4 separate regions of the Mus musculus genome follow, and all the other regions are linked to region 2. A link is a loop called in an ENCODE intact Hi-C map of the cell type or tissue named here. Cell type or tissue: left cerebral cortex. All regions are shown on one strand.

Region 1 (8,000 bases), 140 kb after region 2:
CTTCCCAACCTCAGCCCTTGGCTTGGACCATGAGCTGGAGTTCCCCAGTCACTTTGAGATGGGCTTGGCCTTCAGCTAAGGTGAAGATACAGGAAAACAAAGCAGCACCAAGTTGTTCTTCCACGCGTTGGAGTTTTGTGTTTTCAAACATCTGAAGAAGATCATCCAGAGAATGAATCAGAATGATAAGAGATTTTTGTGTGTGTGTGTGCAATGCTCTCACAGATGGTCCTATTTAAACACATTCCGGGTGAGGATAAATACGGAAGCCTTCAGCATTACATGAGATGAGACTGGTTCGGTTACAAGACCAGATGAGCAATTCTTTTGCGAGAGAGCTGCTTTAGAGCATGCGTGAGCTGGAGGGAGGTGAGCACCACCGCCCCGTGCTTTAGTTGCTGTGTTTTGAAAGAACACCTCAACCAGCGACAAAATAAACATCTCATTGTCTTTGAGAGAGCACAAATTCAAAGGACGACCTATTTCGCACATAGTCTATGCTTGATAAACGAAGATAAATAAAATAACTGTGTGACTAAATACATGTGGCTCATGGAAAAGTGGAACGAGCAGAGACCAACCACAGCTGTTATTTACTTATTTTTACTTATTCTCTGCTTGTCATACATCCCAACTGCTGTCTCCTCCCCCTCTGCTCCCCGAGACCCTCCCCCCACCCCCAGATTTACACCTTCTCTGTTTTCCTTCAGCAAAACATTTTATTTTTATTATTTTTATTTTATTGAATATTTTATTTATTTACATTTCAAATGTTATCCCACTTCCCAGTTTCCCCTCCAGAAACCTTCTATCCCATATCCCCTCCCCCTGCTTCTATGAGGGTGCTCCCCCCCCCCACCCATCCACCCATCCCAGGACCAATGGCTTCCCCTCCCATTGATGCCCAACAAGGCCATCCTCTGCTATATATATGGGGCTAGAGCCATGTGTTCAGCGAAACATTTTATACAACCAAAAATATTTTGAGCTATGTTTGTTTAGGGCACATGTCACAAAGATCTCTTTCCTGTGCTCATGACCAATATGAATAAGAATTTTAAACAATAAAAAACGAGAGGAGTATTTTCTGAAAAGTAAGAGTAAAGGAATGTCGAGGCAGTGGAGAGACTTTTCACCCATTTTTATTGGTTTTCTCCCACAAACCCGATGCAGCTAGAGCGCTACAGAGACAGATAATGTTATTTGCATGCCTTTGAGTATTTCCTGGTATAGCCTTCTATGAATATGTGTTGTTTGCCAAGGGCACGGGGAACTTACTGGAATGTTTTCTTACTTTTTCTCTTTCTTCTTCTTCTTCTTCTTCTTCTTCTTCTTCTTCTTCTTCTTCTTCTTCTTCTTCTTCTTCTTCTTCTTCTTCTTCTTCTTTTCTTTTTCTTCTTCTTCTTCTTCTTCTTCTCCTTCTCCTCCTCTCCTCCTCCTCCTCCTCCTCCTCCTCCTCCTCCTCCTCCTCCTCCTTCTTCTTCTTCTTTTAACTTTTTATTGATTCTCTGTGAGCTTCACATCATGTACCCCAATCCCACTCATCTCCTTACACCTCCATATCTTCCCTTTGCTCTCGAAACAAAAGAAAACAACAGCAATAACAAACAAATCTCTCCACGGAAGCTTGGACGTGTCACACTGTGTCCACAGCTCACCCTTTTGCCACACATCTTCACTTGCAAATGTTCATTGTAATGAGTCATTGGTCTGGTTTGAGGCCCCTGGCTTCTGCTACACTATCAATACTGGATTCATTCAAGGGCTCCTCTCAGACATCCTGTTGTCACCCTGTGTCATGAAGATCCTGCAGCTTGGGTTCTGAGGGACCACCCCTTCATGCAGTCTAGCAGTTCATAGATAGGGTGCAAATTGGATGAGCTAACTTTAAAGCCCTGGACCTGAACCTAGGTGGTATCTGAGCTGGGCAGCCTGACAGCTCTCCTATATCCATGCCACCTGGGCCAGCTTTCTGGCACAACCCTGGAAAGGGGTGTGGCCAGATCTCCTGAATCCGGACCACCAGGGCCACCTGTTGCCCAGGCAAAGTACAGGGTCAGCTCTCCCAGCTGGAGGCAAAGGGCAGGGCCAGTTCTTCAAAGCCTGTAGACATCAGTAGGGTTTCAGGCAGCAGCCCAGACCAGGGACATATGAATGGCCTCTGGTGTTAACATGTGCCACAGAATCGACACAGACCTCTGCTGCTGCAGGACCACAGACCCAGATGTGGTCCTTGGTGGCAGCACGGCCTCAGGCTATTCACATCAGGTTGTTCTTCACTGCCATTGAGTCCCTAGCTCCATCTCTCTTCACTGTGCACACACTGCTTTGCTTCTCTTCCTTTTCCATCTCTCTGCCACTTACTTATCTTAGTGGCGCCCAGGACCTCTGACTGGTGCTTGGCAAGGGTCGTCTCTGGCATCTGGAACATTGTCTGTTATGATACTTTTCATGGATTTAAATCCCCTTGATATTTTGGGTCATTTATCAATTCTGGAAACCTCCTGCAAAAATCAGCAAGTTTTCTTTCTGTGTTATACTGATTTGGTTCACAGGTCTGTACATGTGCTGTTTACCACTTGCAGGACTGGGAACGTTCGGGTTGTGTTTCCTCGGAAGTGACCAGCGTGTTTTTTCATCAGGGTTGAACCCCATACAAGTCAAGCCAAAGCTTGAGGATCTGAGCAGACAGGATCATCAGTTGGACCTGCTGGGGTGTGAAGGTTCCAGAAACTGTTTTGGGCATGGATTTGCACACTCTTGAGATGAGTTTGACTGTGACTACAGGGATGTCCTTAAATCTGAGTAGGAAAATGTCACAAAGCTGGTTACTGTCACACTGGTTTACAAGTAGAAAATGCAGTCTCAACTGAGTCTAGGTACTCTAGCTTTGATTGACAAAGCAGCATCTTCCTCCATCTCTTTGCTCCTCGCTGCAACTCGTAATAAATGAGGAAAACTTCATCACCCACCTTTTGACACTGAGCCTGTGAATCCTGCTCCATGCTTCTTCATGACAGAGCAGCCTAAACCAACCCTTGCTCTGAAGCTTTACTGCCTCCCATTCTCCTGTGTGTTCTGGCCACTTCAAAGTCTTAACTACCCATTCATTTACCCGAATGGTGACATGGCTTAATCCATGACAGGGCTTCTGAACCCTAAACAATTATAACCCCACTCTGAACTCTTCACATTTATCATCTGTCTCGGACATGTGGTCAGCCCATTTACAACTTTGTTTTGAAGTTAATGTGGGTGTGGTATGTGTGTGTGCGTGTTTGTGTGTGTGTGTGTGTGTGCGTGCTGGGGGCTGGGTTATGATCCTGGGAGATCAGGGAGTACTTTGATTGATAGTTGGAAGGCATTCCACATACGGTAACCTTGCAATAAATGTCTGTTTATTGAATGAGGGAGGGAGGAGAGACTAGAACGGAGTCAATTGCTCCTCTAAGGGGACTTCAGTGGTGAATGACTAAGCCAGGTGTGGTGACTTTCTGGTTCTCTTCCTTGGAACTACATGTGTTTTGGAAGCTGAGGCCTTGAGGTCCCTGAATAACTAGACATAAGGACAAACTCTCCCTAGCTGCACTGGAAGGAAGGACTTTGATGGCCACACACAGAGTTCAGAGGATGTAGCTGTGCCACTGGCTCTGGCTTTCTGCTAGGCACACTGTTTCTGTCGCTCTTTGGTCCCCAAAAGATATATCCACTCCTTAAAAAAAATGTAAAACTTCACTCTGTAATCTACCGATCTATCCCAAGATGGTTTCCTTTAACCCCAGGGACAATTGATATTTTAGTTTTGGTGCCCTGTCCCTCCACTATGCAGTAAGAGGTGATGGTGACAGAGGGATTCCAGTAGGCGCCCAGTACCTGCTCTCAATGGACTGTTTTCAAAGGTTTCAGTGCAGGCCCCTCAGGTACCAAGGGTCAGAGTCAGTCCAAACAAATGCCTGACAATAATAGGTACAAAGAACTCGCGTCCTTGGTGAATGGTTAACCATCAGCTATCATAAACAAAAGTGTCCCATACATTGGATAAACAGCCTCGTAGAACACAGAGGGCACGGGAGGAAACCACATCCTTCAGGCCTGTAAACCGCAGACAGCTGGGCAGCATGAGGTGGGGGGTGGGAGGGGTGTTACATCTGATGGGTTTGCATTGACCACGTGGATGGAGTTGGGCATTCTGCCTGACATGTTGGACCTTGTGACATGCGTGCACCACAATCAAAATGTGTACCCACCCACATGTTCCAACCCCTGGCCCTGTGCGTCTCTGCTCCTGTCTCCACGCCATAGACTTCCTGCAGGTCTATCCCCAGAAGCCACAGTGTTGAGATTCCTCGTCTACACTCCCTCTGATTTCTCTTTAAGAAAGAGAGCAGGTATCTGTAACACTTGCTGGGGCAGGAAGACCATGGAGCCTTGAGGAGAAGAAAACCAAGGCAACCAAAGCAAAAAAAGTTGGCTCTGTTTTCAGAGAAGCCTGAGAATAAAAGTGTGACTGTAAAGCAAACAAACAAACCAAAGCTGGAAGCCGCAGTCCCACACTCGGCTGGAATGGAGGTATGTGCGTGTGATCACTGAGCGGCTAAGTTGGAAGATTACTCAAATATTTTCCAGCATTTTAGAGATTCTGCTGAGGATTTGCTTTGTGAGTGATGTGGGAAATTCTTTTCTTGCCTAGGTTTCCAGTCAACAAAGACAGAGGCAGAATTAGCGTGGCTCTTGTGTAACAGGGGAGCAGTAAGCCTTGCAGCCTGCCTGGCTCTCTGGTCGCAGTGAAGCTCTCAGAGCAGCCAGAGGCAGGGCAAACCTCGGGGACTGAGGCAGATTATCATGAAAATGAGAATGAATAGGGTGTGTCACTGTCACGACTGGTGTGCTCAGCTGCCATGGTCACACAGTGCCAGAGACAGACTCCTTAGCCACTAGAGAAAATGGAGTGAAATTGGGCCTAAGAGATGATTTAGCTGTTAACAGGACACATGGCTCTTACAAAGGACAGGACTTCCCTTCTCTGCACCCACTGTTACTACTCACAACCTCCTGGAACTCCAGCTCCAAGAGATCTGATGTACTTTTCTGGATTTCTTGGGTACCTGCATTTACACACACACACACACAATCACACATTCACACATACACACAAACTCTCTCACAGACATTCACACATGACACACACAGAAACACACACCCTCACAGAAACACAGAAAGACAAAGACATACAACTCACACATACCCACCAACAGACACACATGCACTCATATGTACAAACACACACACAAACATACTCACACATACTCACATACACACATACACAGACACTCACACAGAGACAAAGACATACAATCACACATACACACTAACAGACACACTCACACATATAAACACACACATACTCACACAGACTCACATACATACACATACTAAAACACATATTCACACACATGCTCATACACAAACACAAATAGTCACACATACACAAACACACACACACACTCATATACTCACACACACATACTCTCACATAAACACACACACTCACACACACTCATACCAATAGACCCATACACTAACCCATGCTCACACACACTCATACCAATACATTCATACACAAACACAATTACACACATACACTCACATATTCATTTATCAACTTGTGGACACACACACACAAACACACACACACACACACACACACATTAAAATGTAGAAAGAAGTCAAGCGTTTCTCCTATTCTTTCTCCAAGGCTCCTTCCTAACCCTGGTAACAGGGTCAAGTACCTGGGTCACTCAACAAGTGGACCCTGAATATTAAAGTTGTGCAGGACAGCAGCCATGTCACTGGAGACAGGGAAAGAAAGGGCTGCAGAGAGAGACTGCATGCACACAGGGCCAGTCAGAGACCCTGGAACACAGACAGTAGGGACTGTGCCTTGAGCAGATACAACATCTTATAAGAGTCAGTGGAAGAAGACAGTTGGAGACATGGGAAGAAATCAGTGCACTCGGTTTCCTCCATAGATAACGCTGGAGCTCCTGAAGAGCTCACAGCTGGCCAAAGTGCAGAGAGTAAGAGACCAGAGCGCTCAGCTCTCCATGGAACATCCATATCACTTCCTCCCTTCGGAGGCTCGGGGACCGTTATGGCAGGAAGGTCAGACTATCCAGAATATCGCCTTCTGCACATAACTTGGTCAGTGAACTCTGAACTCACGGTAGCTGCTGTTGTCTGCACACAGCCTGCATATGGCCAAGCCCATCAACATAGGTGGCAGACTGCTCCTGAGGCCTCATCTCTACCTGAGGAGTCTTGTCAGTTGATGTATGTTGGTGGGAGAAGTGTTTTCTTCAGGAGTGTGAACTTTAGCTGAGTTCCCATCCTCTGGTGGACAGTGCCACACATGTGCACACATGGGCAGCACTAATTGGAATTAGTCTTGGAAGACAAGAAGTTGTAAGAGGAGTATATTTCCCGAATGGGGAATCAGTATGGTTCAGTTACATTGAATACATATACAAAACTCTCAAATAGTAAATACAGCTATTGTATTAAAAATACAGAAAGAAGCAGCAGGAATATCTCTCTGGTTTCAAAAGCTATCACACTCCTCCCCCTCCTCCTCTCCCTGTCCCTCCTCTTCCCCCGTCCCTCCTCCTCCCCCTGTCCCTCCCAACCCTTCTCTTCCTCCTCCTCCTTCCTTCTCCTCCTCCCCACTCTTCCCCCTCCCCATCCCTCCCCTTCGTTCTCCTCCTCCTCCTCCCCCTGCATCTCCCCTTCCTTCTCTTCCTTACCCCTCCTCCCCATTCCTCCTTCTCCCTCTGTCCCTCCCATTCCCTCTCTTCCTTCTCCTCCTCTTCCTCCTCCTTCTCCACCTCCTCTGATTCCTCTTATTTCATCGAAGCAACTGAACCTGACACACTCTCTCTCTACGTGGTACAACTCAGACTATACCTATTCTGTGCATCACAATGCATTGCCTACATACCCTGCTGCACTGAGACTCAATCTCATGGCTTTTCCGTTTTCAGGATTCCTCCTGCACGCTAACTTCTCAGCAACTGACTTTGGATGGAAGTCCTGGCTGGGGAAGTGATTCCATCGTGGTGTTCCTTTCAACTCCAACTGACCACTTCCCATCCCTTTAGCTGTGAGGAAGAACCAAACGTTCCCTAGCTCAACATTTTCAGAAGGGCATGTTCCAGTCTCCTCCTAAAACAGACTCGAGAAACAGGCCAAGTAGCAGCCTTGGCTTAACCAGCATAGGCTCACACAAGGACAGGAAATTCATCTGGGCTGCTGACATTCTGAATAGCTGCCACCTTCGATGCCAGGAGAGGAGGTAAAAGTGAGTGCTTGTTATTACTGAAGGGGATCCAAGTGTTCAGCAGAGCTAGAAGAGCTTTCCCCTTCTTAGCAGGTCACTATGATAATATACATTGTGGTGACTTGTGAATGGCAAATCACTGTTTCCATACCCGATTACCTAGGACACGGCCTCCAGAGGTGCTAGAACTATCCAAAATCAACACCTACTATTGAGAGCGTCACACATTTTTGTTTGTATTTCATGCACCAATGGTTAAATCCGATTCTGCTTGAGTGAGATTTATAGGTCTCCCAGCTTCGGGAGCAGGAAAGGTGACGACATGGGCTGTGTGTGTGCGTGGGACAGGCGTGGCTAGGTGTGACCGCATCTGTCAGGAGAAGTATCTAACAGCCACTTGCAGCGCAAGTGTGGGATGGGTGTCCCTTGGGCCTGTCGCAGCCAGGATTTGCAAGCCTTGGGTTTTCATGGTGATTCTGCTTCTTACACCGTAGGCAGCAAATCCACACTTTCTCATTTATTGGGTTATGGAGCGCAGCATGGTGTATGTCGAGGGTGGAGTTCACATCGGGAAAGCAAATGGGCTGCACCAGAATCTTAGCAGCTGGTGATAAACTGGCAGTGGGGAGACAGATCACTGAGGCGGTCTTCCTGAGCGTCTGCTCTG
Region 2 (8,000 bases):
ATTTATGTGTCTCATAAAGTGGGATGTAAATTATCACAATCAATAAAAATCGAGCCACATTTTCTTCGAGCTCCAAGATAAAAATCCTGTCGTGTTGTTACGTTTCTTCTGGTTAGCGATAATGCTTGGTGATAGAGGCGGCATAAAAGCCAACGACCACAAGACCGTGTGCTTGGCACACTCACAACCACAGCTTGCACATAGAGGGATATGTGTGCGAGGGTGTGTAGCCACACACCCTTGCACACGTAGAGACGCTAACAGTGGCATCTACTGGTCCTTTATTTTTAAAGAGTATAATTTAAAATGGAAGACCCAATTCAACACACCCTTTTGAGGTTAATTTTATGATGATATTTACTAATGGATGGTTTTCCCCAGGCTTTTGCTATTCATCAATAATCATAATCATAGCCGCATACAAGCTAAAAACAGAGCAGGTCCAATATCGGCTTGGGTTATCTTGGCACAAATTCATCATTAGGGTGTTTAAGGCACAGTTTACACAAAGGGTAAAGCATCTATGGTCTTCAGAATCACACTGTGCAATTATTTTTCTTAAACATGTCATTGTAATTGCTACAATGATTTGTAAATTATGCAGGGCATTCCACCGCGAACTTCCAGGACTCAGAACAAAATAACCAAGGTTAAATTGTAAGATAAACTCTGGTCCTGAATTGTTTCATTTAGATACTTTCTCCCTAGATGGGCAAGGGTTTGTTTTGTTTACGCATCCAGAGCAGGGTTCCAAGCCCGCCTTCCGTGAGCGCGGACCATTGCCCTTCCTAGCGGCCCTCACGCTGTCAGTTAGGAGAGAAGACATGCAGGTGCTTATTTGCCCTCGACTTTGAAAGTCACAAAGGCCACGTAGATAGAGAAATTCAAAGCAGCAGTTCAAGGGCATCTTTGGCTTGGCGCTGTGCCCGCGGCCGCGCTCCTAGGTTCGGCGACGCCCGCCCATAGCCCGGGTGCTGGGTGAACACGGTTTGGGGCGCGGGCCGGGAGCGGTGAGGGCGCGGGGCGTGGGGAGGACGCCCGCCAGCACTCGCTCCCAGCTCCCCGCTCCCGCCCAGGCCCGCCCTTTCCCGGCACTATGGAAACCGCATTTTCCTACGCCAGCACGCCCTCCTCCTCTCTCCTATTACATCCAGAACAGGCGACTTCCACTTCCCGGGAACCTGACAAGTGAATGGCTCTGATGACGCCCCGGAAAGAGCCCACGGCCGGGGGCGGACGCCTGCGGAGGGTGGGGCGGGTTCCGGGGCGCCCCTCGATCGGCTCGCCGCCGGGAAAAGGCACCGAGCTGCCATCGACCCGGAGCTCGCGGGCAACGATGCTCGTAAACAAGCCGGGCCGCGCGCCTGCCACCCACAGCGGGCACCGCCCTGCGCCGCGCGCCCACCCCGGCTGCTGGGGTCCGACCGCCGCCCCGCACCAGATCCGACCTCCCGCCCCCGTTCCCCCTCCGCGGCGGAAGCCTGGGGCCAGTTAGTGGGACGCGAGGCGGGAGCACAAACCCCGCACCCGCCTTCTCCACGGCGGGCTTCCCGCCTTGGGTGGCATCGCCCCCGCCCGCATCCACAACGAGCCCCTGATTAATGAGCCCGGCCCGGCCCCCGCCGAGCCCCGGCCCGGCCTCGGAGAGGGGGAGGGAGGGGACGGCGGGAAACGCAGCCCGGTGTCGGTCCGCCTCCCCCCCCCCCCCGTGCCTCACGCTCATTGGTCCGTCTCGCTGTCCGTCGGGGAACGCGGCGCCAATGCAGGGCTGCGGGGCGGGGCGTCCGCGCGAGTGTGCCTGCGTAACGCAGAGTCACGTGTTGTTTTGCTCTTAGTTCAGTCACTCGGTGCGCGATGTGTTACTCACTGTGCGGCGGGGACCGCGACAAGCCCGGGTCGTCGTTGGTGGCAGCAGCAGCAGCGGCAGCAACGGCAGCAGCGGCCCCAGTGGCAGTGTGGGCCCCGAGTGTCCGGACGCAGACCGTCGTCGCGCAGTGCAGAACGGTGGCAGCAGACGGGCCGCGCGCGTTCTAAGCTCGGCCCCGCGACTCGGGGACCCCGACTCTCGACCCAGCCAGCCAGTCCCCGGGCGCCGCCCGAGAGCCCGGGAAGCAGCGGCAGCGGACAGTCGAAGCGGGGGGGTGGCCATCGCCCGCACCGAGCATCCTTCGGAGCGGCGGAGGGCCCTGCGCCACCGAGCCGCGCGCGCCTCCTAGCCCACCGCCTGGGCCCGGGGGACGCGCGCGCGTGGCCGGGCGGCCGGGCGACGGGTGGCGGGGAGCCGCCCCCGCCCGCGCCCCTCGGCCCTCGCCATCCCCTGTTCGCCCAGCCGGGCAGAGAGACCTGAAGCGGCGGCGATGGCTAGCGCGCCCCTGCCTGGGCCCCCCGCGTCGGCGGGCGGGGACGGCCCGAACCTCAATAACAACAACAACAACAACAACCACAGCGTGCGCAAGTGCGGCTACCTGCGCAAGCAGAAGCACGGCCACAAGCGCTTTTTCGTGTTGCGCGGCCCCGGCACGGGCGGCGACGAGGCATCCGCGGCTGGGGGGTCGCCGCCGCAGCCTCCGCGGCTGGAGTACTACGAGAGCGAGAAGAAGTGGAGGAGCAAGGCGGGCGCGCCGAAGCGAGTGATCGCGCTCGACTGCTGTCTGAACATCAACAAGCGCGCGGACGCCAAGCACAAGTACCTGATCGCCCTCTACACCAAGGACGAGTACTTCGCTGTAGCGGCGGAGAACGAGCAGGAGCAGGAGGGCTGGTACCGCGCACTCACCGACTTGGTCAGCGAAGGCCGCTCTGGCGAGGGGGGCTCGGGCACCACCGGAGGCTCTTGCAGCGCCTCTCTCCCGGGCGTCCTGGGCGGCTCAGCGGGCGCCGCTGGCTGCGATGACAACTACGGGCTCGTGACACCCGCCACGGCCGTCTACCGCGAGGTGTGGCAGGTGAACCTGAAACCTAAGGGACTGGGCCAGAGCAAGAACCTGACTGGTGTATACCGCCTATGCCTGTCTGCGCGCACCATCGGCTTCGTGAAGCTCAATTGCGAACAGCCGTCGGTGACGCTGCAGCTTATGAACATTCGCCGCTGCGGCCACTCGGACAGCTTCTTCTTCATCGAGGTGGGCCGTTCGGCCGTCACCGGTCCCGGGGAGCTGTGGATGCAAGCCGACGACTCGGTGGTGGCGCAGAACATCCATGAGACCATCCTAGAAGCTATGAAGGCACTCAAAGAGCTCTTCGAGTTCCGGCCTCGCAGCAAGAGTCAGTCGTCCGGGTCGTCAGCCACGCATCCCATCAGCGTGCCGGGCGCGCGCCGCCACCACCACCTAGTCAACCTACCCCCTAGCCAGACCGGCCTGGTGCGCCGCTCGCGCACTGACAGCCTGGCGGCCACCCCCCCAGCAGCCAAGTGCACTTCGTGCCGGGTTCGTACGGCCAGCGAGGGCGACGGCGGCGCGGCAGGCGGGGCCGGGACGGCAGGAGGCAGGCCGATGTCGGTGGCAGGGAGCCCCCTGAGTCCCGGGCCGGTGCGCGCGCCCCTTAGCCGCTCGCACACCCTGAGCGCCGGCTGCGGAGGCCGCCCGAGCAAAGTGACTCTGGCGCCGGCAGGGGGAGCCCTGCAACACAGCCGCTCCATGTCCATGCCCGTGGCGCACTCACCTCCTGCAGCCACCAGCCCAGGCAGCCTGTCCTCCAGCAGTGGGCACGGCTCGGGCTCCTACCCGCTGCCACCTGGCTCCCACCCGCACCTGCCTCATCCACTGCATCACCCCCAAGGCCAGCGTCCGTCCAGCGGTAGTGCCTCCGCCTCGGGCTCCCCCAGCGACCCGGGTTTCATGTCCCTTGACGAGTATGGCTCCAGCCCTGGCGACCTGAGAGCCTTCAGTAGCCACAGGAGCAACACACCCGAGTCAATAGCGGAGACCCCGCCAGCCAGAGATGGCAGTGGGGGCGAACTCTATGGGTACATGAGCATGGATAGACCCCTGAGCCACTGTGGCCGCCCTTACCGTAGGGTCTCAGGGGATGGGGCCCAGGACCTGGATAGAGGACTGAGGAAGAGGACTTATTCCCTAACCACGCCTGCCAGGCAGCGGCAGGTACCTCAGCCTTCCTCTGCCTCTCTAGATGAATACACTCTCATGAGGGCCACCTTCTCTGGTAGTTCAGGTCGCCTCTGCCCATCCTTCCCTGCGTCCTCTCCCAAAGTGGCCTACAACCCTTACCCAGAGGACTATGGAGACATTGAGATTGGTTCTCACAAGAGTTCCAGCAGTAACCTGGGGGCAGATGATGGCTACATGCCCATGACCCCTGGGGCAGCCCTTAGGAGTGGTGGTCCCAATAGCTGCAAGAGCGATGACTACATGCCCATGAGCCCCACAAGCGTGTCTGCTCCCAAGCAGATCCTGCAGCCACGCTTGGCAGCGGCCTTGCCCCCTTCCGGAGCAGCCGTGCCAGCACCCCCTTCAGGGGTGGGCAGGACCTTCCCAGTAAACGGAGGTGGCTACAAAGCCAGCTCCCCAGCGGAGAGCTCCCCAGAAGACAGTGGGTACATGCGAATGTGGTGTGGCTCCAAGCTGTCTATGGAGAACCCAGACCCTAAGCTACTCCCCAACGGGGACTACCTCAACATGTCCCCCAGCGAGGCAGGCACTGCAGGGACCCCACCTGACTTCTCAGCAGCTTTGCGTGGAGGCAGTGAAGGCCTCAAAGGCATCCCGGGCCACTGCTACAGCTCTTTGCCCCGCTCTTATAAGGCTCCCTGTTCCTGCAGCGGAGACAATGACCAGTATGTGCTCATGAGCTCCCCTGTGGGCCGGATCTTGGAAGAGGAGAGACTGGAGCCCCAGGCCACCCCAGGGGCTGGCACCTTTGGGGCAGCTGGTGGTAGTCATACCCAGCCTCATCACTCAGCAGTGCCTTCCTCCATGAGGCCGAGTGCCATCGGTGGCCGCCCTGAGGGCTTCCTGGGCCAGCGATGTCGGGCAGTGCGGCCTACACGCCTATCGCTAGAGGGACTGCAGACCCTTCCCAGCATGCAAGAGTACCCTCTACCCACAGAGCCCAAGAGCCCTGGCGAGTACATCAACATTGACTTTGGTGAGGCAGGTACCCGTCTGTCTCCGCCTGCCCCCCCACTACTGGCATCCGCGGCCTCATCTTCTTCACTGCTCTCAGCTAGTAGTCCTGCTTCATCCCTGGGTTCAGGAACCCCAGGCACCAGCAGCGACAGCCGGCAGCGCTCTCCACTCTCTGACTATATGAACCTGGACTTCAGTTCTCCCAAGTCCCCCAAGCCTAGCACCCGCAGTGGGGACACAGTAGGCTCCATGGATGGCCTTCTCTCTCCAGAGGCTTCATCCCCATACCCACCACTGCCCCCACGTCCTTCCACTTCCCCTTCCTCCTTACAGCAGCCTCTGCCACCTGCCCCGGGAGACCTATACCGCCTGCCTCCAGCATCAGCTGCCACTTCCCAGGGTCCCACTGCTGGCTCCTCAATGTCCTCCGAGCCTGGGGATAATGGTGACTATACCGAGATGGCCTTTGGTGTGGCTGCAACCCCGCCACAACCTATCGTGGCACCTCCAAAGCCAGAAGGTGCCCGAGTGGCCAGTCCCACATCGGGCTTGAAGCGGCTAAGTCTCATGGATCAGGTATCTGGGGTGGAGGCTTTCCTTCAAGTCAGCCAGCCCCCTGACCCCCACCGGGGTGCTAAGGTCATCCGTGCAGACCCACAGGGGGGACGTCGTCGCCACAGTTCAGAGACCTTTTCCTCTACCACCACCGTCACCCCAGTGTCCCCATCCTTTGCCCACAATTCCAAGCGCCACAATTCGGCCTCTGTGGAAAATGTCTCACTCAGGAAAAGCAGTGAAGGCAGCAGTACCCTGGGAGGAGGTGATGAGCCGCCCACATCCCCAGGACAGGCACAGCCCTTGGTGGCTGTGCCCCCAGTGCCACAGGCTAGGCCGTGGAACCCCGGTCAGCCCGGAGCTTTGATTGGCTGTCCTGGAGGCAGCAGTTCTCCCATGCGCAGAGAGACCTCCGTGGGTTTCCAGAACGGCCTCAACTATATCGCCATCGATGTGAGAGGCGAGCAGGGGTCCTTGGCGCAGTCTCAGCCGCAGCCAGGAGACAAGAACTCCTGGAGCCGGACCCGTAGCCTTGGGGGGCTCCTCGGCACCGTCGGAGGCTCTGGCGCCAGCGGAGTGTGTGGGGGTCCAGGCACTGGAGCTTTGCCCTCTGCCAGCACCTATGCAAGCATCGACTTCCTGTCCCATCACTTGAAGGAAGCCACAGTCGTGAAAGGTGAGGCCCTTTGACCTTGAGGATGGGGGAGGGAGAGTGGAGTATTGGGTGGCTTTGGATGCCACTCTTACTAGTGCTTCCTTGGCTTAATTGCCAACCGGCTGCCTGGGCCTTCTCCCTCTTGGCTACCATGTTGTTATTGTCTTTCTCCAAAGAGCTTGTCAGGAAAGTGGACTTGGCTTTTGAGTAGAATTGATGTCTTCCCCCATGGTTGGGAGACTTTGCCTTTGTTTTAGGTCCAGTCCCCTCTTCTCTGCGTTCTTATGGTCCTGCCCTAACCTTCTGTCTCAGTGTAGGTGCTACAGAGCGGAAAGTTGTTTAGATCTGTACAGTTGAAGTTGCTCAAGGCACCAGCTACTGGTTCTCTGTGTGAGTGGCTGGGTCCCAGGTCGTTGCTGCTCAGACACAAGGCTTATTTAAACATACCTAAGAGCCCCTCAGCAAAGTAAGCATGAGTCTCCATGGCTGCTCGCATGTAGACTGTGACAAGCCTGTCCATCAGGGGTACCGTGCGTAGTTCTCCCAAGGGAAATGGTAGCAGTGTGGCTTGGCTTACATACCCTGATGGTAGCGGTTCTCACCTGTGCATAACTGGGAGTTTCCTGGAGGGTGTCCTGTCTGCAGATACTAGGAAAGTAAACCTCCAGAGCTTTCCGGCACTACAGGACCAGAACCTGGCAAAGTGGCATTGTTAATAAGTCCCTGGGTAACGCTGGGGCTGTTGATTTGGGCACACCAGGTAGCAGATCCCTGGGGAGGTTTGAGAACTCCAGAGCCATTGGAAAGGTCCTTGCAGGGTGGGTGAAGGTTGGCATAGGGACAGGATGGGCTCTGCTTCCCGGAGCACCGCATACACTAACAGCCGTGTTTCAGGATCAGAGATTGAAAGAGACTGTGAAAGATGAATGTACGGTCTTTTTCAGGAACAGTGGGTCTAGAGGGTGCCCGGCAGTGCCCCCCCCCCACCCCCGCTCTCCCCTTATCAAATATCCATGAGCACAGGCAGCTGGTAAAACTTCCTGTATCTCAGACATGGCTGGGTATGCAGGGGGGACAAGGGAGCTGGAGTGCTCAATTCTGTTCCTGTCTGTGTTTCTACATGGGGTTGCTAGCAGGACAGACAGACTGTGTGCCATAGTGGAGCCAGTGTTGTGGTCTGGGTCTCAAAGGGACCTGTATACTTTTGGTTCTTAAGTAAGCAGGCCAGTTGAATGCTATCTACATTGAGGCTGTGTGTATATTTGAGGCCATCAACTCATTGGATCCAGGTTTACAGCTTGGGACAAATCCTGGCAAATTGTGGGGTAATAGATGAAAAGCTAATTCTTATTATTATAATTACGACTGGAGCAGAGGAAGAGGAGTATCTAGGAATTACCAGCAGCAATACAGCACTTCAACAGCTAATTAAATCAACGGGAAGTTGGCAGAATGCGTCCCTTCTGTGGTGAATCTCTCAGCCGAAGGTCGCTTTGTCAAGGTCTTACTAAACAGTACAGATTTCTAGTGCTAGGAAGTTGAGGATAGCTACGCCACAGGCCATATAAACACAGTAGTGTGTGACTGAATGGGGGAATTCTTTCTGTCTGCCTCACCCACACACTTAGCAACTTCCATGTCCCTGGTAGAGGAGTAAACATGTCCAGTTGAGGCTGGGTGGGTGGTCTCCTACTATGGGAACG
Region 3 (8,000 bases), 460 kb after region 2:
TTCCTAAAGCCACTCAAACACCAGAGTAGGTTTATCTGGAACATTTTTTCTGGGCTTTGAGGAAACAAGTTAGGTGATCCTTGTCCTCGGGGAGCTGATTGCTTACTAAGGGATGCTAGCACTGAGAAGACTCTGCTAACACATGTTCTGTCTGATGACTGAATTGCACACAAGGAATGCAGGGATCTAGAGGTGTGACCAAGATATGTTCAGGGAGGATTCAGGATTCGCACCTTGTTTTCCAAGGGCTGCTTGAAGGGTGAAAGATGACATGAAAGGCCCTTGGAGATACAATCTGTGTGGCAGAGGAAAGGTAACCTCTGGCTGTGTTAACACACCATGGAGGACATATTAGGAAAAAGCTGGACAAGTGCACACATGTGTGCCATTTGGCTATGCTGGAAGATTAGAAACTCAAGTCTAAATTCGTGAAATAATTTTGGAATTCTGGATTGAGTTTTATGAAGTTAATTTTTAAAAAGTCTGGACAATAGGCTTTTCTGCTGAGCGTTTGGAGTACGCAATGGGTGAGCAAGCAAGTGGAGCCATGGACCATTTGGGCTTGGAAAGACTCTGCATTTGCTGCTGATCTCTTGATCAACTCTCTGTCATCCTTCATAACTAATGTCAGCACTCAATTTCCCAGTCGGATTAAAAATCAGCTTCTCTACTTCCACTGGGGCTTCAGTGCCCTTCATTTCTATCCTCAGGGACCTGGAGATCGATTCTTCACTTGTTTATTAGTGGATGCCACAGTTACATCTCTTGATGGACAGAGGCTCACATTCTGGAAGAACAGAGTGTTAAGGATGGCAATGAATACCGTTTAGATAGGAAGAGAAGAGAAGAGAAGAGAAGAGAAGAGAAGAGAGAAGAGAGAAGAGAGAAGAGAGAAGAGAGAAGAGAGAAGAGAGAAGAGAGAAGAGAGAAGAGAGAAGAGAGAAGAGAAGAGAGAAGAGAAGAGAAGAGAAGAGAAGAGAAGAGAAAGGAAGGGAGGGGAGGGGAGGGGAGGGGAGACTGTAGAGTTTTGTATGAGGCAGGTCATGAAGGCAATAAAGAACACCATCTAGGCTGCCAACAAGCCCTCAGTGAAGATGATGAGTCAGCATAAATGATGGGGCCCATCATAGAGATTTGGTGATTCTGAAGATCTGTCATGCAGATGAGGATTGCGCAGTCTGGGAAGATCTGCATGTGAAATTAGCATGGATGTAGGAAAACGAGAAGTCTTGCTGGGTGGTATGATAGCAAAAAGGGACAGCGGGTAGCCTTATGCTCATCTGTGAGGGTGGAAGGAAGAATTCTGAGTAGGCAGGCACTTGCATGCCTCCAGAGTCCTCAATCAGTGTTCAGTACAGCTGTGCCCCCTATATTGATGGCATGGGGCCATGGCCTCTGAATATGAAAGGTACTCCCAGGGTTCTGAGCCACTGGAAAAAGGATGGAAGTCTGAACTCGCATATAAGTAGACCATGACAATGAGGTTCAGATCATTGTGAAATGGCTGAGATCTTACTTTAATTGCATTCCGGCTTTGAAAAAAAGAATCCTTCATTCAAATACTGGGATATAGGCGACTGCTTTCCAGTGGACAGTGGACTTTACAAGATCTGTCAAGTACAGGGAAAACTCTACAGATAACCAAAGATGGTGGTCCTGCCATCATTTCGTGTTGTGTAATCAGGAATATTTGGAGATGTTCTTTGGAGGTTTCAGCATTTGTATGATTTTGATGGCTGTTTTGAGTTCTCATTAAAAAAACAAACAGACAAACAAAAAATAATGCATAAAATTGTTGTCCACAAGGGATTCCATACAAAGCTATGGATACCACACAGTGTTTGGGGGATGTAGGCATACTGTGTGATATTTAAATCAGGGTGGGCATTCTTATTTTTCCAAACGTTGATCACTTGTTTGTAGTGAGTTTCCTCTGCACAGTCACCGTGTAACAGAACGCCAGCCCTCGTCTTCCCTACTTGTTCTGTCTTCGAAAGAGGCTGCATTTACATCAAGTGATTCTTCTCTACCAAAGGAGTTAAATTAGCAGGTTGTTGGCATTTTGGAATTCTTCCCGAGACATTGTTTAGATTTAGTCTCTTGCCTTCTGTGATGCTAGGAATTAAAAAGGACAGAAGCCTAAGGACCCCCAGCAGGAATTCAGAGAGCCAGGTCTCTGTATGGCCAGCACCAGTTTATACCAGTGACTGGGTAAACACTCCTGGCCCAGATTGGCACTTTTGTCCCAAGAATGGCCGCTGTGGTATGCTGTACTGAATCTCAAGTCAAGACTGAACAGATTTCAGTCCAAACTCTAAGCTCTCCGCTGCGAGTGGCCTGGTCCCACCTCCCCTGCACGGCTATTTCTCACTAGCTAGTCACAAAGAGGGTTTGGAGTCACAGTGTTTTTATCTGAGACAAAAATGCTCACGTCGCTCTGACCGCTGTAAGAGCAAGACGTCTGTGAGTCACACCATCAGGAGGCTCCTCAGGAAGACATTAGGATATTTTTGCTTTGAAGTGACAGATTTTAGAGGATTAAACAAGATTGTCATTGATGACTTCCAAAGCTCCCATTATTGTTCCAGTTCTCAGGAACTTTTTCAGAAATGTGGGCTGTGGAGGCAGACAAACACAGGAACAGTGGTGTGGGTGGTATGGGGGCTGTATTAGAATGGAGGTAACGAGGGATCTTGTGAAACTCTCCTTGTTCTTTGAGGGCAATTTTAGGAGCACTGTGTGTTTCTGGCAGTTCTTTGTAATAAATCTAATGAGGGAAAATATATAACTAGAAAAAATGTAAAATAAATAACTGGGACAATTCATGTGAGTCACGCTTTTCTCTGCCATGATGAAGTAAAGAAAGATGAGCATGGAGCTAGTCTTACAGTATAGGAAGCAGTATCATCCTTTGAATGTTCATGCATTCCTGTGAACTTGAAAAAGACAAATCGTACCAGGACAGGGAAGTGGGAGTGGGTGGGTTGGTGAGCAGGGGAACAGGAGATAGGATAGGGCGGTTTTTGGAGGGGAAACCACATAAGGGGATAACATTTGAAATGTAAATAAAGAAAATATCTAATAAAAAAAGGAAATGAAAAAGACAAATCCATTGTCTGAATCCCAACGTGAACCAATTTAACTCACTTCCTGCACTTGACAACACAGTGAATAACCGCTTCTTCTGTGGGTAAGTTAAAGAAGAATGTTAGGTTCCTGTGTCTCTGCTTGACCAAGAGAAAGGGTGTGTGAGTTAAAGGATGCAGGAAGGGTTCTGGCTACACACAGGTGGAATGGGAAAGTTGTTTATAAATGACACTATGAAGGGAAATGTGTCTCCAGAGGGGATAATAGGAGCCACTGTATACAGACCACAAGAGGGACTGTCCATACATCATGCAGGCTCAGCCAGCAGACCTCATCTAGTTGAACTTCTGTATTTCACATGGTCTAGGAGAGGAGGAGACGGATGATGGACAGAACTGGTGGCAGAGAGGTGATTAATCTGGGCTTTCTGGGCTCCAGGGTAAACCACTAAACCACGGTCCAAAGTTTCAGTCTGCTTATTCATCCAGGTGGGTGTGGATCTACAGGTTGGGATGGAGCCTGTGACTTCATGTCTCTATCAGCTGGAGGTTGCCATGATGTGGGTCTGCTAACCGAATGCTATGTGCTCTGTTGTCAGCTTCTAGGTCACTCTTGAAGCTCTCCTTCTGCCACAGGCTCCTTGACCCCGTCCTCTGTCTGCCACCCCCATGTCAGTGTTGGCCATGGTCTTTGTCCTAGATTCTGTATCCTCATCGTTCTCACACGTCTGTACTCCTGATGACTCCTTTACTCTAAGCTTTTCACAGGTGACTCTTACATCTACAGGTTGTTGGAATGGCAGAGTCCAGGCCTAGGGGACTTGTTGCCAAAGGTTCACAGTGTATTTCACGTTTCTAGACAGGAGTCTCCTACATTTTCCTCTTCTGGCATTGAGTTCATCTCCTATACGCCCACCTCAGTGAGTGAAAGGACCACGTTACGGATGTCCCTGAAGAACCTCCATCCCAAGATATATACACACACGTCATTTCTCCCACACAGTTTCCATCCATGCACGCAGGCTGCTCCTTTCTAGGTCTAGCAGACACACCATCAACAACTTATTCCCGAAGACAGAAGCACAAGGTGTAACCAAGCTCATCTACAGCTTTCCTCTAGGTCCTGTTTAATGGCTGATAGTTAGAAAAGTTCGATGACTTAAATAATTCATTGAAAACTATTAACTATTTCATAGGTGTTTAAACTATGTGTTTTATTCTATTTATAGAACATGTATAATGTGGTTCAAGAACAAAGACAACACATCTCACATTCCCAGGGCCGTTCTTTCTAGCAGGGGATGACTGTGACCCAAGTCCTCCACCTAAGTCTGTCCCAATTCCCAGCCTGTTCTTGGAGTCAACTTGAATACTACCTTTTTTTAATACTCTTGAATGCTCTTGAATACTACTTTGAACTTACTCATCTCTTGGAAACTTTGGTGGCTCCAGGTAGGCAGCAATCCAACATGTAAACCCTTGGATTTGCCTTCAGAGCCCTCGGCAGCATGGTTCTTTCTTTCTAAGAGAGAGCCCTTTTTCCTCCTGAGAGAGAGAGGCTATTACTGTCATTTCAGCTTCCTACTCACTCTCTGAAGCAGAAAGCTGATGCGAGGAATCTTTATATACCAGCAGGGGCGGATGCTTAGACACATGGTCCTTAGTGAGTGATTCACTGCTTTTGTGAGCATTGTGTTCAGTAACATCTCTTTATTTCAATGTCTATAATAATTGAAGTATGCTATTTGTATAGATTATATTTTAATGAGAAATACCTTATTGGAGATGAGTTTCTTTGCTTCAAACAAAACATTTAATTTTCATTATTGACAATCCTACCCAACCTTTAAAGCTTCTAATTTTCCTTGATCTAAAACTATCCACTATTTTAATAACTGCTTTATGTTTGTGATATGATCAAAATACAGTTGCATTAAAAGTGGTCATCTGCTTTTACTGAGATGTTAAGATTCCAGAAAGTGTCCTGGTATCGTCTGAAGGCCCCATCAATGTCAACTTGATCCTGGCTTAAACATATTGCTCCTCTGTGCTGATGCAAACAGTAGGCTCTCTCTTCTCCATCTCCCTCTGTCTGCAGAGGCCCCCAGTTGGGTTTGTTATTTTTCCTGCAGATCTGAGAATGTCATTGTGCTCCTGTAAAATACTGTTCTATTTTTACTATGCAAAGCAGTTTCTGTGCCCACCAGGTCAACTCTTCCCATCAGAAACGTTCTCCAAAGCCAAGACCTTTTCGTGTGCCATAAAGAGTCCACACTGTGTGCTGGTACCTGTCTCTCTCTAAACCTTACAACTCATTGGGCACTGCGAACATCCCAATGTTCCCATTTCAGTTTTTTCTGGCTTTCTTTCCCCTGTAGCACAAGGGTACTTTGCTTGTAAAATCTTCCCAGCTGTCCTACATAGTCATCCACCATTTCTCACCTATATACCCCCCCACACACACTCATGCATGCACAAATCCACTGTTTTGTGGTCATTTCTAGGACCACCTGATAAGTAGAATGTGGTCAATAGCTTGCAGATGCTTAGACAAGCAACTGTTCTCAACTCTCTTCTCTCCAGGCTGAATTCTCATGGTTTTCTTCCTTAATGCTTTGCTTGGCTCTATTGAAGGACAGCCACTATTTTCATAATACATATGAATATATATTAATTATACTATGAAAAGCTCAACATATTACATTTTGTAGCTTTGGAAACCTACTAAACAGAAATGTTTTTATGTACAGTCTGGTTTTGAATGTCTGAATGTACTTTGAAACATGCTCAAGGATAAATTTATACAAAACGCAAGCTCTCTTTGTTATAAATAGATTGCTCTTGAAGTTTCACTCCAACGTAGAAAAGATAATCACAACTACACACTTCTGACAGGGTAGTATATAGTGTGGTATCTGAAGAAGATAGTTTGGCTTGAATTACATGTGATTATGTGTTAGACCAAATTAGTTGCTCTCACCTAGGACAGAATAGTCTGCAGAACAGGCAGTGATGAACTGAACTACTGTTTTGAGCCCACTAGTGGATTAGTCACCTTGTGAGCCTATTTATTATTATTTCATTATGTAAATTGTATCAATATAGCAAGAATGCTCATGAAGGTATCCCATTCCTAAAGGCATAGACCAACAGGAGCCAGGCAAGACCATGCACCCCAAACAGCAGAGGACAGTGCACTAGATCCAGTGTTTTTTGGGGAGCATGTTTGACTTTCCAAACACAGGCTTAAATGGCATGGGTAATGTTCACCTCCCCGGAGGAAGGTGTGAGCCATGGTCAAAAGAAGCTAGTATGGCGCCCCAGTGGGGACAATACTAAAGCCACCATAGTCACTTGGCTGGTGCCCCAGTGGGGGCAGCACTAAAACCACTGCCATCACTGGGCTATGTGTACACCCATGTGAACCTGTTCTCAGTATCTGCCATGGTTCTGCCACACTGGGTTCTGATGCTTGGCTCATTTTCTAAAAATACAAATATCATTGGCACTTCTTCCTGGCCTCTGACCTTATATTGTTCACCACAATTTTAGAGATTCAAAACTATTTACATTTTTTTTCGAGACAGGGTTTCTCTGTATAGCCCTGGCTGTCCTAGAACTCACTTTGTAGACCAGGCTGGCCTCAAACTCAGAAATCCGTCTGCCTCTGCCTCCCAAGTGCTGGGATTAAAGGTGTGTGCCACCACACCCAGCTTTACATTGTTTTCTTATTTCCCTTCAACATATCAGGTTGCATGTTAATTGTGACTTTTTTTTTTTTTTGAGTTATCATAGTCTCTGCTGTCTTTTGGGGTGTCACTTGTGATTTCTTTTTTAAACCCAGTTTACACTTGTTAAGGTCCACGCATGTTCCTGAACTCCACTGATATGCTGATATTCAGGACTCCATCTTATGCCTGTAACTTTATAAGTGTGCATATTACAGGTGTAGAATGCGGCCTCTTGCTCCCTGTACTCCCATACCTGCCCCTTCTTCCCAACCTCTGCTGTTCCTCCACTGGCCTATGGCACAAGCACTGCTCTGCTTGCTGGTGTCTCAGATCTATTCTTGTTGCCACATAAACACATCGAAAGCATAAGTCAAATCACATCACTAGCTTCCTCTCTTAGTCAGGGTTTCTATTCCTGCATAAAACATCCTGACCAAGAAGCAAGTTGGAGAGAAAAGGATTTATTCAGCTTACACTTCCACATTGCTGTTCATCACCAAAGGAAGTCAGGGCTGGAACTCACACAGGGCAGGCACTTGGAGGCAAGAGCTGATGCAGAGGCCATGGAGGGATATTACTTAATGGTTGCTTCCCTTGGCTTGTTCAACCTGCTTTCTTATAGAACCAAGGACTAACAGCCCAGGGGTGGCACTGCCCACAATGGGCCCTTCCATCTTTTATCACTAATTGAGAAAATGCCTTACAGCTGGATCTCATGGAGGCATTTCCTTAAGGGAGGCTCCTTTCTCTGTGATAACTCCAGCTTGTGTTACATTGACACACAAATCCAGCCAGTACACTTCCCTACAGCTTCTCATGAGAAAACCCAAGTTTTTTTTTAATATTTTATTTTTATTTTCTTGTACTTTATGATGTATGGAAAGTGCTTTGAAACACTTGTAGAAAAACAACAACTCGAGGTAATTAACTAACCCAAAGGTAAAGCCCGTGAGTCCCTGCTGAATCCACCTCACCTACCCTCTCAGCTGGTAGGTGGGGCTTCACCCATCATGTACAACCATGGCCACCTTCACTTGCACATGGTTCTGCATGGCCACCTTCACTCCACACTGTCCATTCACTTCCTCCCCTGGGCCCTCCTGGAACGCCCCATCTCACTGCTGGCAGCTTGTCACCCCTCTGAACCCTGCAGCCTGGGAACTACACAGAAACTGTTTCATGG
Region 4 (8,000 bases), 540 kb after region 2:
ATTGAGCCTAACCCCAGTGTCTGCAGGAACTGGCCCTTACACCTGCCTTGCCCACATCATTCTTCCTGACTCCCTTCAGCTCCATCAGCCCCATCTCTGCTTTGCCTCCAGCCTACCTCCTGCAGGACCAAGCTGGTCAGTCTCCAGAGCCCCTTTTCTCCCCCATGTGCTCTCTGAGCAATCCTATAACTAAACTAATATTTTCTAGTGGTTCCATTTCAGGAGAAGGGACATTTCTCTTTTGTGCACTTAAGGTAAACACTTCATGCTAAAGTCTAATAATTTTATAGCAGCTACTATTTCCTAGTAACAAAATAACCTCAGTTTTCAGGGAATTCGACATTTTAAGTTGAGGAAACACAACAAGATATATTTTTGAAACAAAGTAGAATAACTTAAAATTTCAAATTCCCTTCTCTACTGGCTATTTTCATAAACATCTCTATCTTTTCATAATTAAAATGGAAGTGGCAAACATAAATGTTCTTTCCTCAGCAGGGATACATCATATGCAGACTTAACAGTTTCACAGAAAGAGCTTCTCTTCCAGAACCCCTGCTGGAGATTTGTACTCCAGGAAAGAAGCAAGCTCCCTAGTGAGGCTCTGATGGACAGGCAGAGCTTTGGTGAGGTAAGGCGAGGGGACAGGCCAGCTGGTCCCCACAGGTGAAGGTTTTACTGTGAGGCTCACATGTTCTGGCTGGTTTTCTGTGTCAACTTGACACAGCTGGATTTAGCACAGAGAAAGGAGCTTCAGCTGAGGAAATGCCTCCATGAGATCCAGCTGTGGGGCATTTTCTCAATTAGTGATCAAGAGGAGAGGGCCCATTGTGGGTAGTGCCATCCGTGGGCTGGTAGTCCTGGGTTCTATAAGAAAGCAAGCTGAGCAAACCAGGGGGAAGCAAGCCAGTAAGTAACATCCCTCCATGGCCTCTGCCTCAGCTCCTGCTTCCTGACCTGCTTGAGCTCCAGTCCTGACTTCCTTTGCTGATGTACAGCAGCAATGTGGGAAGTATAAGCTGAATAAACCCTTTCCTCCACACCTTGATTCTTGGTCATGATGTTTTGTGCAGGAATAGAAACCCTGACTGAGACACATGCTGAATGCATCCTCCCTTTGCCAGCTGGAAGGTTTCTCCCCATCCAGTTCTCTTTGCTGCAGTCACAGGGCAGAGTGACAGGTCCCATTTAGATCACCAATCTCTGCTTCAGTTGCATCTTCAGCCGTCTGCACAGTCATCTGGTCTGACCGTTCTTATGCAAGAGAATCGATCACACCAAATGTGTGCTTATCTAAGAAGCTTGGTGCTTTAAATCTCAGAAACTCCCAGCTTTCCACATATCCTATGAAATACAGTTTTTGAGGAGTAGAGGAGAGATGTTCTAGAGAGCTGTCTGTCAAATGCAAAAAAGGGAGGGGCCTGAGAAATGAAGACACTGGCTAAGGCACCTGCTGCCAAGTCTGGTGACCTGAGTTCAATTCCCAGAACAACATGGTAGAAGAGAACTGACTCTTGCGCATTTGCCTAGCAACGTACTGTGGTAATGTACATATCCATAAATGTCTACACAATACGCACGCACGCGCGCGCGCGCGCGCACACACACACACACACACACACACAGAGAGAGAGAGAGAGAGAGAGAGAGAGAGAGAGAGAGAGAATATAAAGAAGATTCTGAGAACTCCAATGGTCCTGATGGAGTAGTGGTGGGAACACCATGTTGGAAGCAGAGATTCCAAATTTAAAGAGATTTTCTCTTGTCCTTTAGGCTTCACCAAGATTACAAGGAAACTATAGTGCTGAGTGGTTCCTGTTTAACTTTCTGTCTCTTTTTGTAAAGATTGTAGTAGATAATCTTCAATTCTACAGAAATTCTCTTACACTGTGAAATCAGAGACCTAAGGACGAAATGATCAGAAAGGATAGTAGTCCTGGAGTGCTGGTTTCCTATCTAGAACTAGGAATTTTTGTTCTCATTGTACAACTGTCAATATATCATGTTTATGTTTTATTTTTAATGTACTTATATTGATTAATATATTTTTGTGAACATTTATATCTATTCCAGTGAATTATATTGATTAATACTATATTTGATATATTTCCATATATAATTCTCCATCTGTCATAGTAACATTAAAATTTGTCTGTGTGACTCTTCCTGATGCTGATCAGTAGGAAAGGAGTTCAGATCACAGACTGGCACCTAGAAGCAAATTCTGCTACTGTGCTCCCTAGAAAGAAGCAGATACTGGCTTCCAGAGGAGGTGTGGGTATCCAGAGGGGATCAGCTGCTACCTGGGTTACAATGGTACTAGACCTAGGAAGACTTAGGGTTGTTGGGAAAGAAGAATACAGAGAGATCTTTCTTGGGGAAGCTAGAGACTTTCCCCGTTTTGTTTTATGAACAAAGCCTATGCATTTTGTTTATATTAATTTTGTTCTAAACATGATCTTCCCTATTGCCTCCAACACTCAGGAGTGCCAGCGTTTCTGGTTGGGTTTTCAGATTTACCAACATCTATGTCAGCCATTTATTTGTTACTGTGCTGAGTTACAAACGCTACATGTGTATTCACCTTGCCTTTGGACTGTACCTGATGTAGCTTGGTGGCTCAGGGGACAGTCAGATACAGAAACCTAAGGCGTGTGTGTGTGTGTGTGTGTGTGTGTGTGTGTGTGTGTGTGCGTGCGCACGTGTGCACGCTTGCGTGCGAGCGTGTGCATGCACAGGTGTACAACCCCTCAGAGGAAAACTTAATAAGTACATTAATCATGCTTCTAGAAGTTTCTAGAAGTATAAATCTGCATTCATAATCTAGAGGATCAACATCAGCTTCAAAGAAAGACAATAGTCATTTCTCCTTTACATGTCTCCCCACTGGGGTTGTGTGAGGGGCCTATTAGACTTCCGGGAACTTCCCAAAGCAGACTCGGAAAGTGGGTGAAGGGTGAGGATAAGTTAACACTGATCAGCCACCTAATTAGTATGGGTACTGCTCTTAAGACACATGCTTCATACATGAAAGAAACTAGCAGGTTTAATAATAAAAGTGGTGCATTCCTTGAAGTCTCTCTTCAGCAGCAGAACCTTGTGGCTTATCCAGATGGCCCATCATTCGTATTAATGACAAACTTAATTTCTTGAGTAAATTTCCACCAACTGTTCTCCCTTGATTTTTACTGCTCAGTGAAATCTATCTGGAGGAAAACTAAACAGTGCATGACCCGTATATCACAAAATGAAGGGGAGAACAGATTAAAGCTGACTCCAGTAGAAGGCGGAGCCCTGAGTGCCCGGCAGTAAGGACAGCACCGAGTCTCAATCCTTTCTGCTCACTGGAATTAAATCCCCTGCTCTGTGAAGGTGGCTGATGTCTGGGTCTGACCCCAAACCCACTAAATTGGAGTGGAGCCCGGGCTTTGATGTGTTTAAAAGCTTTCCAGGTGGCTGCAGAACACACCAAGCCAGATGAGAGAAAGGGAGCACAGCCTATTTGCCAATTTGTTCGGCATTTAATCTAGATATATGTACAAAGTGTGATGTGCTTTAGTGGGCACATGTGTGGGTGGGAGTGTGTGTGTGTGAGATAGAAGAGATAGGTAGGTAGATAGATAGATAGATAGATGTAGATGTAGATAAATGATAGGTGATTGATAGATAGATAGATAGATGATAGATAGATAGATGTAGATGTAGATGTAGCTATAGATAGATGATAGATATAGATATAGATAAATGATAGATAGATAGATAGTAGATAGATAATGTAATGAAATTTCAGATAGTGGACAGTTCACAAATATACCCAGAATATTTAACTGTCTGAGATGTTGATAGCTTTTTTCTAAGAAAACATTGAGGAGGCTGACGCCTGCTGGAGAAATGCTGAAGTAAGCTAGGCTCACAAGCTTCTCTGCAGGAGTTCCCAAGGCCTTTAAGAAGTCGGGTAGGATCCAGAGACTGCCCCACCTGGGGATCCATCCCATAGACAACCACCAAGCCCAGACACTATTGCAGATGCCAACAAGGCTTTGCTGACAGGAGCCTGATATAGCTGTCTCCTGAGAGGCTCTACCAGTGCCTGGCAAATACAGAAGTGGATGCTCACAGCCATCCATTGGACAGAGCACAGGGTCCCCAATGAAGAAGCTAGAGAAAGTATCCAAAGAGCTGAAGGGGTTTGCAGCCCTCTAGGATTAACAACAATATGAACTAACCAGTACCCCCAGAGCTCCCTGGGACTAAATCACCAATCAAAGAAAACACATGGTGGGACTCAAGGCTCTAGCTGCATATGTAGCAGAGGATGGCCTAGTCGGTCATCAATGAGAGGAGAGGCCCTTGGTCCTGTGAAGGCTCTATGCCCCAGTATAGGGGAATGCCAGGGCCAGGAAGCAGGAGTGGTGGGATGGGGAGCAGAAGGAGGGGGAAGGGTATAGGGGATTTTCAGAGGGGAAACTAGGAAAGGGGATAACATTTGAAATGTAAATAAAGAAAATATCTAATAAAAAAAAAGAAAAAAAGGATAATATGTCTTGATATACTTTCAAATAGTTGAATGACTTTTAATAACAAGTTTCATTCAAAGAAATAGTGTCATTTTACATAAGCCAAGGATCAAAAATCAAATTTAGGAAGAAATTAAAGTCTTTGTAATTCAAATCGTTTAAAATTCCAAATGCTTGTATTTCTTTTCTTTACCCTCCCCCCACCCCAGAATGACTAAAACATTCACTAAAGATTCATCTCTTTGACAGATAGCACTTTGGTTTTATAAATATGAATTAAAAAAACAAAAAGAAGTCGGGTAGGTGATGGGTCTCCAGCTTGCCTCTTCTGAACACTTCCTGTTGTCCACATTGCTGGACTTGCTTCTGCAGGGGGTCAACTGTGATCAATACATTGCATATAAAGTGGGAGCTGGCAAGGGCAGCAGGGTCCCTTACAGTTGTCCTTTTAATACTTCTGGATCTTGTCTCTTGCTCAAAGCTTCCTCCCCCACCTTCCTGGCTTTTAAACGTGTCCACTTCCTGCCTCCCACCCCCATCAATCACCCTGACAGAGTGCCTCACCACTGCCAGAAGCCTGGTCCTGTTGACACAGGCATTGCCTTCATGGCTGCGATGACACTGGACTTCTCTGAGAGAGCCTTTGGCAGCACAGAAACTTCCTTTAGTTGGTTCAGTTTTCATTGTGAAGATGATGCCAGTGGGTCCTGCTACCTGAAGTCTCTGTGTTAGCAACTTGACTCTCAATGACGTGTTGAGAATATGGAGTCTCAAAGACATGTCTGGGTTATGTGAGGTTGGTCTCTGCCTTCATCAGATGATGTTCCTAGTTCCTAGTGAAGGGCCTGGTAGGCTCTGCCTCATCCCTTACCCTCCTGCTCATCTGTCCTGTGAGGACCAAGCCTCCCACCACAGGGGATCGAGTGTCCAGAAGATACTTTAGGAATGGACACAACTTTGCCATATATAAAACCTTTGGGTACCTTGACAGGTGGCATCCCAGAAGAACCATGAGATAATAAATCTCTCCTATTCTACATTGTCTGGGAACAAGAATTCTGTTACCACAGCACAGAGCCTTCAGGTAAGTCAAAGTGTTGGGTCTGAGCCTTGATCTTCAGGAAGCAACCAGACAGTCACAAAGCATCCCAACCGGTTGGATTCCATACCTCCCACATACTAGCCGGCTCAGGGTGGAAAAGCATCAGGTCAGAGGAAAATGACTTTTAGATATTTTGAAGGACACCTCTTAAATCACACCTCAGCTTGGGTAGAAACCAGGCTCTAGAATAAAAACAGAGCCTTTGCCCAAAATGCCATTAATTCAAAGGTTCTGGCATTGTTTCTTGTTGTTTACCATTCCCCAAAGAAAACAATGAATGCATAATTTCGTTTTATTTTGGCAATAAACTTTTGGCTGAATCAACATACCCTCTTCACATAAAGTTACAAGTACAGGCTTAGAATAGATTGACGTATAATTTCCACCAAATGAGTTCCAGGCTGACAGAGCATGGGACTCAAGACCCACTGGGTCTGTCTCTGAGCTCTAGGTTTGCCCCACGAAGGCTTTGGGGTTATCCCTTAGCAATGTGAAGACAGTCAGAGTGAGAGACCACACAGGAAAATAAGCTCACCCAAAGGAGAAGCATCAGGAAACTATCCATCGTCCATCATGTGCCAAGACCACCCACAACACTCCCCTAGTTTACCATTAGGACTTCAGGGTTTTTTTTCCCAGACAGCCACGGTGTTAATCCTGAGAACACTCACTCTTCTCTGGGGTTATTATATAGTATTCATTAATATTCGACCCTGTCATATTGATTATTAAGGAATAAATATGCAGTAACGGAGGCCTATTCATCATCTCCATTTCTTTCCTCCGTGCCATAACAAGGGAAACCTAAGGAGAGAAAGCTGTCCTTTGCCTCCTGGCGGGAGGGCGCACTCCAGCCTTGCAGGGACAGAGTGCTGGCTGCTGTCAGCTCAAGGAGGGAGTGGAAAGCTGGACTGATCTGGCTTTCTCCTTTCTCTGTTTTACTCAGCCCAGGTCTTCAGCCTTGAGACAGTGCTGCTCCACACATGGCAGGCCTTCGCACCTCAGTTGAGCCTTTCTGGTTACACTCCCAGAGGTGCGTCCCCTGCATGATTCCACATTAATCAGTCTGAAGTGGGACCTTGACATTAGTGTTGAATATGTCTCTCGTGTGCACGTAGACTTGCATCAATTCTTCCTTTTCATTCTGAAGCATTTTCTTTTAATGGCCCCAGTTCTAGGGTGGAAAGGTATTCCTGCCGTTTCCGTTTTAACTAATTGACTGCTTTTAAATGGATTTGGTGTAAAATTTTGCTGTAAATAACAACATGTAAAATTCACTAATGGGGTATTGTTTTTGTACTCACCAACAGCTACTATCCTATCTTTGAAGAAGTAATAAAAATGCCAGTCATTAGGGAGAAGCAATTGGAGTTTAGAAAATGGATACTAATTGTAAAGGCTTGGGTCAGTCCTCCGATGGACTCAGGGTTAGATTGCTTTTATGAGCAACAGGACAGCAGGCTTCATCCCACTGAGAGTGACATAAACTACCGGAGCTTTGCTTCAGTGCCAAATAATGAAAATGAATGTACAGAACCTGTTTTGAGAAATAGAACTTAAACTCACAGTGTAGATGCTCACAGTTTGCACACATCAGCTTACCTAAAGAGGCCCCTAATACTCTTCTTACACATAGAATCTGATATAGTAAGAGGCATATTAGAAATGCCATGTGGTCTTTTAACTGTTTGTTTTGTCTATAAAACCACCCGGAGCAGAAAACACTTTAAGACAGAGGCAGTCCTACTCTCTAAGTTTTGGAATCTGCATGGGAAATGAGTTAAGCTCGCTCTGAGGTCGCTCATCACTCATCCAGCACATGGGTCTGTCTTGATGTTCAACAGCTTTCAGGAATCTGCTAAGGCCAAGACCACATGGACCATGGTCCCTTAAAGCTAAAGTAGCAGCTTTCATCACCAAACCTTCTGCAGCATCCCCCTACACAGGAACCATTAGAATCAGCTTCTCCCTCACAGGGAGGAGTGGTTTCTACTTGCCTTCCTTTATGGACATGGTAGCTTGTGATGATGCCACTTACAGAGGGTCAGCCTTGTAAAGGTGGAGCACTGGTCAGGCTACTGTGCCCCAAAGCTTGCTCCTTTGGATAGCTACGAAGGGAACTGGCCAACTGACTGTATGTAATGCAAGTAACCCTCTCAGAGCAGCCTCCTTAGAGGCCCGCCTAAGGGAGCTGGTGAAGGCAAGCTGAGGGAGGTCTAGCTGAAAAGTGGCATCTCCTTAGGTTCATGGCTGAGAATCAAATCAGAGAATCTATCCCAGGTCTTCCAAGGGCCGTCCATCCCTTAGGTGTGCTCGAACTCCTGACCCTGGGAATCAGGGGCATCGCCTGTATTTGTGCCTTAACTTCTTGCCCATTCTCT

Evidence for each region. Hi-C counts contacts between places; a loop is a spot of excess contacts. Peaks named below come from ENCODE experiments on the same cell type or tissue, not always from the same donor. Only the 100,000 strongest peaks of a DNase experiment are listed, where the experiment ranks them.
Region 1: it touches region 2 in a loop (2.0-fold over the local background); 6 of 42 quality-filtered maps call a loop at or near these places.
Region 3: it touches region 2 in a loop (3-fold over the local background); 2 of 42 quality-filtered maps call a loop at or near these places.
Region 4: a loop joins it to region 2, with 4 times the contacts of the local background. A loop is called at or near these places in 2 of 42 quality-filtered maps.

Annotation. Positions count from the first base shown.
Region 1 is chr8:10,862,336-10,870,335 of GRCm38, reverse strand. Gm32540 (a long non-coding RNA gene) reads left to right here and starts at 4,059. Exons shown (of 3, transcript XR_870139.3): 1 at 4,059-4,569; 2 at 7,038-7,348. In left cerebral cortex, no CTCF peak of the experiment used is centred here; DNase peaks (open chromatin) are centred at 251 and 4,628; H3K27ac peaks cover 665 bases.
Region 2 is chr8:11,002,788-11,010,787 of GRCm38, reverse strand. Irs2 (insulin receptor substrate 2) reads left to right here and starts at 1,859. Exons shown (of 2, transcript NM_001081212.2): 1 at 1,859-6,318. The coding sequence starts at 2,358. 9530052E02Rik (RIKEN cDNA 9530052E02 gene) reads right to left here and starts at 2,938. Exons shown (of 5, transcript NR_046017.1): 1 at 2,777-2,938. In left cerebral cortex, CTCF peaks have their summits at 3,602 (motif pointing right) and 4,783; DNase peaks (open chromatin) are centred at 4,818, 5,119, 5,715, 6,475 and 8 more places; H3K4me3 peaks cover 7,417 bases; H3K27ac peaks cover 6,353 bases.
Region 3 is chr8:10,542,759-10,550,758 of GRCm38, reverse strand. The region is part of intron 28 of Myo16 (myosin XVI); the gene reads right to left. Among named protein-coding and RNA genes, the nearest start is that of Gm51561, 120 kb to the right of the region's middle. In left cerebral cortex, a CTCF peak has its summit at 4,708; DNase peaks (open chromatin) are centred at 4,056, 4,661, 5,493, 6,082 and 4 more places; H3K27ac peaks cover 4,816 bases.
Region 4 is chr8:10,465,765-10,473,764 of GRCm38, reverse strand. The region is part of intron 21 of Myo16 (myosin XVI); the gene reads right to left. Among named protein-coding and RNA genes, the nearest start is that of Gm51561, 40 kb to the right of the region's middle. In left cerebral cortex, a CTCF peak has its summit at 3,906; DNase peaks (open chromatin) are centred at 655, 1,163, 3,472 and 3,904; H3K27ac peaks cover 1,575 bases.